Regions from separate parts of the Homo sapiens genome. Here region 1 is linked to region 2. A link is a loop called in an ENCODE intact Hi-C map of the cell type or tissue named here. Cell type or tissue: endothelial cell of umbilical vein. All regions are shown on one strand. Links, peaks and the distances in the headings refer to the core of each region. The heading gives the core; the rest is flanking DNA.

Evidence for each region. Peaks named below come from ENCODE experiments on the same cell type or tissue, not always from the same donor. Only the 100,000 strongest peaks of a DNase experiment are listed, where the experiment ranks them.
Region 1: a loop joins it to region 2, with 9 times the contacts of the local background. A loop is called at or near these places in 1 of 110 quality-filtered maps.

Annotation. Positions count from the first base shown.
Region 1 is chr13:74,240,360-74,245,730 of GRCh38, reverse strand. The region is part of intron 1 of LINC00402 (long intergenic non-protein coding RNA 402); the gene reads right to left. It also overlaps a transcript of KLF12 not described here. Among named protein-coding and RNA genes, the nearest start is that of LINC00402, 12 kb to the right of the region's middle. RefSeq lists an enhancer at 3,992-4,545. In endothelial cell of umbilical vein, for the core only: no CTCF peak of the experiment used is centred there; DNase peaks (open chromatin) are centred at 1,680 and 1,960; H3K27ac peaks cover 1,320 bases.
Region 2 is chr13:74,113,126-74,118,514 of GRCh38, reverse strand. The region is part of intron 1 of KLF12 (KLF transcription factor 12); the gene reads left to right. Among named protein-coding and RNA genes, the nearest start is that of KLF12, 19 kb to the left of the region's middle. In endothelial cell of umbilical vein, for the core only: no CTCF peak of the experiment used is centred there; DNase peaks (open chromatin) are centred at 374, 704, 1,024 and 3,184; H3K27ac peaks cover 3,058 bases.

The DNA.
Region 1 (5,371 bases), core at 1-5,000, 130 kb before region 2:
TTTGCTATGTTCCACAGTGGATACAAGGTTCATAAAACAACAAATTTTATGTATAAAATAAGGTCAATAAAATATGGTAAGAACTCTCAGCCAGAAATGAGAAAATAAAACAAGGTTCTCAGAGCAATCATTTCCTGTTTTTAAGCCTCAACTTTTTAATCTATCAAATGAGAAAATCTGTTAGGAGGTTTCTAAATTCATTTACAATGTTAACATTCCTTCACAGGTCTTTATTTTCCTCCTACTAGATCTGCTTTGTTTTAAAACCTGTCTCATTTTTCCATGCAACAATTTCTCTCTCTGATCCTATATTACTTTCCTAGCAATTTCATCTACTCCCATAGCTTTAATTTCCACTTTCAGACTTTTAATACCAAAATGTTGTAGATGATAGATAGATAGATAGATAGATAGATAGATAGATAGATAGATAGATAAACTTATCTCCCATTCTTCAAACCTGATATACAGCTTCCTACCAAATGTCTCACCTGTATGTCCCAAATTCATCACAAACGTTCATGTTCAAAATTGAAAACCTTCTTCTTTTCTTGTATCTGTCTCAATAAATAATAATACTGGCTACCCAAATACCAAAACAAAGAACTGGAAATTTTCCTTGATAGCTTCTCTAGCCATCCAACTGGTACTCTGACCTGCTGATTCTTCCTCTTCTATTCTCATGCCTCTAATCCCTCTTCCAGGGCTACCATCAGAGTCATCAGAGTGACTTTTCCAAATCCTAAATATGTTAATCTATCTTTTTGTAAGTTTGAATCATTTAGTCATATGTTTGTTGCTGCTGTCACCATCTTAAAATCCACCAGTGGTTCCCTATTACCAAAAAGTGCTTCTCAATTTGGAATACACATTGCTCAGGAGGCCTGGTAATGTGCTGGGGGAATTCAAAACTCAGGATAACATCTTGTTTTTGAAATTCAATTTTACTTGGTAGCAATAAGTTGAAAAATTGTCCTAGCATTAAAAGGAGTAGGACAATACACATTAGAATCCAAAAAATATGAAGGGATACTATAAATACATTTTTCATTTGTGATGGCCCACTTCAGGCTATGCCCCCAAAACCCACAGTGGAGGGCAGATATTCTTCTTACCCCTTTGGAACACTTTAGATGAAATGTTTGAGAAGTATCATGAATGCAGAATAAAACCAAGACTTCTTAGTACAACACTTGCAATTCTCCATCATCTGATTCCTACCTAATTACCTCAACGGTCTCATCCTCTTCCCTCTGTCCCTGTCTGCAACTTGTGATGGTGTAAGCTTGGTGGACCTGCTTGAAAGTAGAAAGTGATAAGTTTGGAGGGAAGTTCAAAAGAATTATTGGAGCCAGCTCATGTTCTTCATGCCACAATAAGACTTACTTCAGTAGACTATGGGGAGCCCCTGAATGTTTTAGGTAGTGGAACATCAGGATCATCTGTAGTTTATAAATAAAAGACTAAGCTACATCATGATACCTCTAGTAACAAAGTGACATATGGATCAAAGACTGGAGGGAAGTCCAGGTGAAAGATGAAATTCTTAACAATTACCAAAGATGATATTCTTAACAATTACTGAAGAGTCAACTGTGGGAATATAAGTGACACTTTTCACTCTAAAGGTTTGAGGTTAAAAACAAAAAATTCAACCACAGCAGGAACTGTGATAATGATTCATTTGGTAAACATCCTGTAGTAGATGTTTCCGATACTCATATTAGTAAAAGCAAGCAAATTCAGTTTTTCTAACCCCAACATATGTTCATTAAAACAAGTGAGACAGATCACAATTGTCTTTTGCACATATTGAGTCCACAATTTCAAAATTGTGTGCTAGTGTCGGGCCTCCTCCACATTGCCTATACACTCTGTTCCCATTGCTTAGAATGCCCTTCTTAGTATGGACCCTATTCCAATTGTGGAACCCTTAACTGCATTTCAAAACCCAGGACAAATGATACCTCCTTAAAGAATGTCCTCTCATGGCCAACAAACATATGAATAAAATGTTCATCATCATTAGTCATTAGAGAAACGCAAATCAAAACCACAATGAGATACCATCTCATGCCAGTTAGAATGGCGACCATTAAAAAGTCAGGAAACAACAGATGCTGGAGAGGATGTGGAGAAGTAGCAATGCTTTTACACTGTTGGGGAGAGTGTAAATTAGCTCAACCATTGTGGAAAACAGTGTGACAATTCCTCAAGGATCTAGAACCAGGAATACCATTTGAACCAGCAATTCCACTACTGGGCATATACCCAAAGGATTATAAATCATCCTACTATAAAGACACATGCACACATATGTTTATTGTAGCACTATTCACAATAGCAAAGACTTAGAACCAACCCAAATGCCCATCAATGATAGACTGAATAAAGAAAATGTGGCACATATACACCATGGAATACTATGCAGCCATAAAAAAAATGAATTCATGTCCTTTGCAGGGACATGGATAAAGCTGGAAACCATCACTCTCAGCAAACTAACACAGGAACAGAAAACCAAACACCGCATGTTCTCACTCATAAGTGGGAGTTGAACAATGAGAACACATGGACACAGGGAGGGGAATATCACACACCGGGGCCTGTCAGGGGTGGGGGACAAGGGGAGGGAGAGCATTAGGACAAATATCTAATGCCTACAGGGCTTAAAACCTAGATGATAGGTTGATAGTGCAGCAACCCACCATGGCACATGTATACCTATGTAACAATCCTGCACGTTCTGCATATGTATCCTAGAACTTAAAGTAAAAGAAAAGAAAAGTGCTCTCACTGCCACCAAATGAAGATTCATCAGGGCTCTGCAGTGGGTGGCAGTGAGAGGCAACTTCCCCGAGTGCCCAGAAATTCTATGTACACGTGGCTCTGATAGCCTCACCTTGCTGTAATATGTCTCTGCATGTTCAGCTCACTTTAGACTGTGAGCTTCTTAAAAATAGGGCCACGCCTTCTTTCCCCTTGTATCCCCAGTATCCTTGGGCAGGATGCTCAAGCCCTACACCTACTAAACAATTGAGAGTTTATTGGATGAGCATATTAAAGAATTAAAACTCACAAAGAAACTAGCCTCATGACTTTGTTACGTCTCATATAAACACGTGTGTGTTGATATCATTTGGCTATGTCCTCACCCAAATCTCATCTTGAATTGTAGCTCCCGTAATTCCCATGTATTGTGGGAGGGACCCAGTGGGAGATAATTGAATCATGGGAATAGTTTCCCACATACTATTCTTGTGGTAGTGAATAAGTCTAATGAGATCTGATGGTTTTATAAGGGGTTTCCTCTTTCACTTGGTTCTCATTCTCTCTCTCCTGCCACCATGTAAGACATGGCTTTTGCCTTCCACCACGATTGTGAGGCCTCCCCAGCCCATGGAACTGTGAGTCCATTAAACCTCTTTTTCTTTATGAATTAATAGGTCACAGATATGTCTTTATCAGCAGCATGAAGACAGACTAATACACATGTCAAAGAAAATTCAGGGACATGTAAACTCATTTCAGAAATAAAAGTCCATCTTACAAGATTAAATCTACCTTCTATAAAATTTGACTATTCAACTGATCTATACTTCCTGTAAGTAGTAACATCATTAACAAACATTTTATGTTTGAGGGGGAATTAAGTAATGATCATGCAAATACAGAACTTTTAAAATTTAACTCTCCAATAACACTCCACAGAGTGGGCAGAAGAGCTTTTAATATTCCTACTTTAAAAATTCGGTACCTGGGGGGAGGAGCCAAGATGGCCAAATAGGAACAGCTCCGGTCTACAGCTCCAAGCGTGAGCGACGCAGAAGACGGTGATTTCTGCATTTCCATCTGAGGTACCGGGTTCATCTCACTACGGAGTGCCAGACAGTGGGCGCAGGTCAGTGGGTGCATGCACCGTGCGCGAGCCGAAGCAGGGCGAGGCATTGCCTCACTTGGGAAGGGGTCAGGGAGTTCCCTTTCTGAGTCAAAGAAAGGGGTGACGGACGGCACCTGGAAAATCGGGTCACTCCCACCCGAATACTGCGCTTTTCCGACGGGCTTAAAAAACGGCGCACCACGAGATTATATCCGGCACCTGGCTTGGAGGGTCCTACGCCCACGGAGTCTCGCTGATTGCTAGCACAGCAGTCTGAGATCAAACTGCAAGGCAGCAGCGGCAGCGAGGCTGGGGGAGGGGCGCCCGCCATTGCCCAGGTTTGATTAGGTAAACAAAGCAGCCCAGAAGCTCGAACTGGGTGGAGCCCACCACAGCTCAAGGAGGCCTGCCTGCCTCTGTAGGCTCCACCTCTGGGGGCAGGGCACAGACAAACAAAAAGACAGCAGTAACCTCTGCAGACTTAAATGTCCCTGTCTGACAGCTTTGAAGAGAGCAGTGGTTCTCCCAGTACGCAGCTGGAGATCTGAGAATGGGCAGACTGCCTCCTCAAGTGGGTCCCTGACCCCTGACCCCCGGGCAGCCTAACTGGGAGGCACCCCCCAGCAGGGGCACACTGACACCTCACATGGCTGGGTACTCCAACAGACCTGCAGCTGAGGGTCCTGTCTGTTAGAAGGAAAACTAACAAACAGAAAGGACATCCACACCAAAAACCCATCTGTACATCACCATCATCAAAGACCAAAAGTAGATAAAACCACAAAGATGGGGAAAAAACAGAGCAGAAACACTGGAAACTCTAAAAAGCAGAGCGCCTCTCCTCCTCCAAAGGAACGCAGTTCCTCACCAGCAACGGAACAAAGCTGGATGGAGAATGACTTTGACGAGCTGAGAGAAGAAGGCTTCAGACGATCAAATTACTCTGAGCTATGGGAGGACATTCAAACCAAAGGCAAAGAAGTTGAAAACTTTGAAAAAAATTTAGAAGAATGTATAACTAGAATAACCAATACAGAGAAGTGCTTAAAGAAGCTGATGGAGCTGAAAACCAAGGCTCGAGAACTACGTGAAGAATGCAGAAGCCTCAGGAGCCGATGCGATCAACTGGAAGAAAGGGTATCAGCAATGGAAGATGAAATGAATGAAATGAAGCGAGAAGGGAAGTTTAGAGAAAAAAGAATAAAAAGAAACGAGCAAAGCCTCCAAGAAATATGGGACTATGTGAAAAGACCAAATCTACGTCTGATTGGTGTACCTGAAAGTGATGGGGAGAATGGAACCAAGTTGGAAAACACTCTGCAGGATATTATCCAGGAGAACTTCCCCAATCTAGCAAGGCAGGCCAACGTTCAGATTCAGGAAATACAGAGAACGCCACAAAGATACTCCTCGAGAAGAGCAACTCCAAGACACATAATTGTCAGATTCACCAAAGTTGAAATGAAGGAAAAAATGTTAAGGGCAGCCAGA
Region 2 (5,389 bases), core at 79-5,078:
AGTCACACCATTCAGAGGAAACCAGATTTCCTTTACAACATAACTAATAAAGCACTTAAAAAGTTTTTTGTGTTTTTGATGCGTAAGAATTTTATTTAACAATGTAACAAACTTTGCAAAGTTCATTAAGCATTGTGAGACGTGTGGCTTTTATTTAAAGAAGGTTGACTAAATCATAGACATTTAAAAGATTTTGAAATATCTCTTTTATTATGAGAAATTTTAAACATATACAAAAGTAGTGAGAATAGTATAAGAAACCCTCATGCACCCAGACTTAACCTTAACAATTCTCAACATTTTGCCATCTTGTTTCATAAATCTCTGGCCTCACTCACCCTGAACAACTAATTTCAGACATATAATTTTACCCATAAATACTTTAATATATTTGTCTAGCAGATAAGGACTTCAAAAAGCACATACACACACATACAAAAACTAACAATGTGTAATGACACTTAGTAGAATTACCATGGCGTTGTTTATCAAGACCAGGAAACCAACATTGGTAGGTTATTGTTGTTTGGATCTCACTGGCTTTTCCATTAATGTCTACTTTCTCTTTTAGGATACAAACAAGTACCATATTGCTTTGAGTTGTTACACCTGTTAAGTTTTCTGTTTTGTGGCAGTTTCTTAGTCTCTCTTTTTATTTCATGACCTTAAGAATTTTAAGGAGTACTGGTCAGGTATTTTATAGGACGTCCTTCAGTTTTGGTTCATCTGATGCTTTTCTCATGGTTAGACTGGCTTAGGGGGTATTGGAAAACAATATCACATAGGTGACGAACCCTTCTCAGTGTATCACATCGGGGTATCATTGTATCATATCATGATATCCACAAGATACCACTGATGATCTTAACCTTAATTACTTGGTTAAAGTGGTATTTGCCAAGCTTCTCTACTGTAATTTTTTTCCATTTCCTTACTCTGTTCTGTGGAAGTGAGTCACTAAGTCTTGCCTACTCTTAAGGAATAACTACATATCATGTTTAGAATTCTATAGATTATTTTGTTCTCCCCCATTTATTTTTAAATTTATATTGGCATGGGTACATGCGTATATATCTTACATGTGGAGTCATAAGCTAATACTGTGTTAGTCTCTTATTTAGATTTTTCTGGTTTTGACCAAAGACCACTTTCAGATTTGCTCTTGTGGCCCAGTGACATCCCCTTGTCCTTTTGTTTTTGAATACTTTGTTAACTTTCTGGTATTACAGGATACTCCAGGCTCATCTCATATTTTCCCTGCCACAGCTACCAAATCAGCCAATCCTTCAAGGGTCTCTCATTTCATTGTAGAATGATATCTAGAAACCATGGACTGGGTGCTGAGTGTTCTTTTTGCTACCAGGGTAGATGCTGTTCTAATTGTGAATCAAGTTGATCAGAATCAGTCTTTCTTTAAACCTTATTTTTTTAATAAACTGATAAATAGAGGAAATACCAATAATTCTGTTTGAAATTATTACATTATTTTGGCTAATTGACTGGAATTTTCATAACTTATGTTGCGATAAGAGTAGAGAAAATAGATTTTTTACCAAATCTTGCAGCAAGTTGATTGACATTTTTCTTACGTTTGCTCTTGGCTAACTTTTCATTATCTTGGTTCCCTGGTATGGTGGGATATTAGGGATGTTTTATTTGAAGAGTTTGAGTCTATGGATACATTATATTGCCAGCATTATTTTATAATCTGCTAGATAGTACTATATTAATAGTTAATTGGTCCCTTCAGTTAATAATGTAAACCTTGAATAGAACAATTATTTCAGGCCTAATTATAGTTTATAGAAGTTTTGAAATTTCTATCCTAGTTTCCAACCCTAATTTGAAGATCATAGCAGTCTTTGATCTTTGTAAGATTAAAATACTTTCTGAAAAGTTCTGCTATGACATCTTAAACTGTGTCTAGGAAACAATCATAGCCATGGGAATCAACTTATTCTCAGTGAATGTTCATGATGTGCAAGGGATTGTGTTTCAAATGAAAGCCTAAAATCTTGAGAGGTAAGGCTTTAAACACTTAAATTTCCTGTAAGGATAAATTCTTAGTAGTTTGGCTTTCTACCATTCATGTAAAACTACACGTGCTGTAAAATGTTCATGGCCACGTATAAAGAATTTAAAGAAATTGAAACTTCACTTAAAGCAGGTTCCCACTCGATGTGAATAAGAGTGTTTCTTTGTGAGGAAGAAAATATATCTCTGGCCTTTTTTCCCTAGGAGCAAAGAAATGGTCTCCAGTGATCTGTCATTGGGCATTGTGTTAAGTAATCCTTAGTAATTTCTTAGTAAAAAAAATGCTGGTGAAGCTTTCTGGCTATGCCTCAGTGGTTCCTTTTCAAAGAGGATATTAGCAGAGAAGGGAAGAAATTAAGTTTTCCTGTTTCCACTTTTCCTCATTTTTGGGTTTATCTATAAGTTTATTTCATGTGGGTGTAAGGTAAGAAAACTGAGCACATGTTTACTGTATGGCAGCGATAGAGTGTGGAATGGTAAATCTCAGTAAGATATACCCACGTGTGAATCCTGGGAATATGTGAATATTGCCTTGTTTGGAAGGTGGTTTTTGCACGTGTAATTATGTTAAAGATGTGAGATGAGAACATCCTGGATTTCTCAGGTAAGCTCTAAATTCAGTGACAAGTGTCCTTACAAGCGTCAGAGGAGGAGAAGGCAATAAGAATACAGAGGCAGGGGTTGTAAGGATGTGGCTACAAGCCAAGGAATACCAACTAGTGCCAGCAGCCACCAGAGGTTGCAAGAGGCAAGGAAAAGATTTTTTTTTTTTTTTTTTGTCAGAGTTTTACTCTGTCGCCCAGGCTGGAGTACAGTGGCATGATCTTGACTCACTGCAACCTCTGTCCCCCAGGTTCAAGTGATTCTCCTTCCTCAGCCTCCCGAATAGCTGGGATTATAGGTACCTGCCATCACGCCTGGCTAATTTTTGTATTTTTAGTAGAGACAGGGTTTCACCCTGTTGACCAGGCTGGTCTCGAACTCCTGACTTCAGGTGATCCACCTGCTTCAGCCTCCCAAAGTGCTGGGATTACAGGAGTGAACCACCATGCCCGGTGGAAAAGATTCTTTTCTAGAGCCTTTGAAGGAGTTATGGCCTTGCTTTTCCCCTTCTCTACAACTGTGAGAGAATAATTTCTGTTGTTAGTCATCAGGTTTGTGGAAAATTGTTAGGGCAGCCACAGGAAATTAATCAGCTCACTATGGGCAATGTATTATGTGAAATGTTAGTGGTTATAAGGTCTTTGCTACCAGGAATTCAAAAATCTTTGAAAAGTAAACAAAAATATAATACAGTATTACAAGTTCTATAAAAAATAATTGTACAGAAAGTTCTGAAAGCTTTGAAGGGGATAACTAACTTTGTTAATTTGGAGGATTTAGAACAGTGGTCCCCAAACCCTTTTGGCACCAGGGCTGGTTTCATGGAAGGCAATTTTCCCACAGACTGGGAAAGAGTGGGAATGGTTTCTACCTTAGATCGTCAGGCATTAGATTCTCATAAGGAACATGCAACCTAGATCCTTCTCATGCACAGTTCACAGGTACTGGTCCATGGCCCCGGGGGTTGGGGCCCCATGATTTAGAGTATTCATTGAGAAAGAAGCATTTCTTCTGTGTTTGAATGACGTGTAAGACTATTTCTGGCAAAAAGGGAGTGGAGGATTAGAGGGAGGGGGACATGTGTATGAAATAGCACGTTATGCTCCTTTAAACCCCATCTGTGAGATGAACACCCATCTAAAACTTCAGTATTTTCAAGTATTGAGGGTAGATCAATTTCTGGAACCCACGTTGACAACTTGATGCTGCCATATCTCAGATTTTAATAGTGTGTCTCTGCTGTAAATATTATTAAAGATATTTTAAAAATTGCCTTTCATTCATACTTCATCCATTAATCTTCTGACTCAATCTCTTTGGCAGCTTAGAGTGTAGTATGATGTCAGTGACCCACATATAAGACCTTAATTATAGGCATACCTCAGAGATACTGTAGGTTTGGTTCTAGACCACTACAATAAAGCAAATATCTCAATAAAGCAAGTCACTAGAATTTTGTTTATTTCCCCAAAGCATAATAGTTATGTTTACATTATAATGACCTATTAAGCACAAAATAGCATTGTGATGAAAAAAAACCTACATGCCTTAAATTAATAATACTTCATTGCTAAAAAATGCTAACATTCTTTTGAACTTTAAATGAGTCATAATCTTTTTGCTGGTGGAGGGTCTTGCTTGGATGTTGATGGCTGCTGACTGATCGGGGTGGTGGTTCTGAAGGTTGGGGTGGCCATGGCAGTTCATCAGTGTTCACAGCATCTTCACCAGGAGTAGATTCCAACTCAAGAAACCACTTACTTTGTTTGTAAGAAGCAACTCCTCATCCATGAAAGTTTTATTGTGAGATTGCAGCAATTAAGTCACATTTTCAGGCTCTACTTCTAATTCTATTTCTCTTGCTGTTTCTACCACATCTTCAGTTACTTATTCCACTGAACTCTTGAACTTCTCCAAGTCATCCGTGAGGGTTGGAATCAGCTTCTTCTAAACTCCTTCTAATGTTGATATTTTGACCTCCTTGCATAAATCACAAATATTCTTAGGACATCTAGAATGATGAATCAGTTCCAGAAGGTTTTCAATTTACTTTGCCCAGATCCATCAGAGGAGCCACTATCTATGGCAAGTATATCTTTACATAACGTGTTTCTTAAATAATAAGGAAAGTTGAGGTAACTCCTTGATCCTTGGGCTGCAGAAAGGATGTTGTGTTAGGCATGAAAACAGCTTTAATCTAGTTCTACATACGTCTGTGTCAGAGCTCTTGGGTGACTAGGTGCATTGTCAACGAGCAGTAATATTTTGAAAGGAATCTTTTCTGAGCAGTACATCTCAATAGTAAGTTTGAAGTATTTAATAAACCATGCTGTAAGTAGATGTGCCATTATCCAGGCTTTGTTGTTCCATTTATAAAGCACAGGCAGGGTAGATTTAGCATAATTTTTCAGAATAGTGAGTGAGCATTGGCTTCAATTTAAAGTCACCAGATACATTATTCCCTAACAGTCAGCCTGTGCTTTGAGATTGTAAAGCCAGTCATTGACTTCTCCTCTCTAACTATATGAAAGTCCTCCATGGCGTCTTCTTGCGATAGGTTGCTGTTTTGTCTACATTGAAAATCTGTTTGTTTGTTTTTGTTTTTTAGTATATTCACCTTCATCAGTGATTTTAGCTAGATCTTCCGGATAACTTGTTGCAGCTTCCCCATCAGCATTTGCTGCCTCACCTTCTACCTTTATGTTATGCAGATGGCTTCTTTTCTTAAACCTCATGAACCAAACTCTTCCGG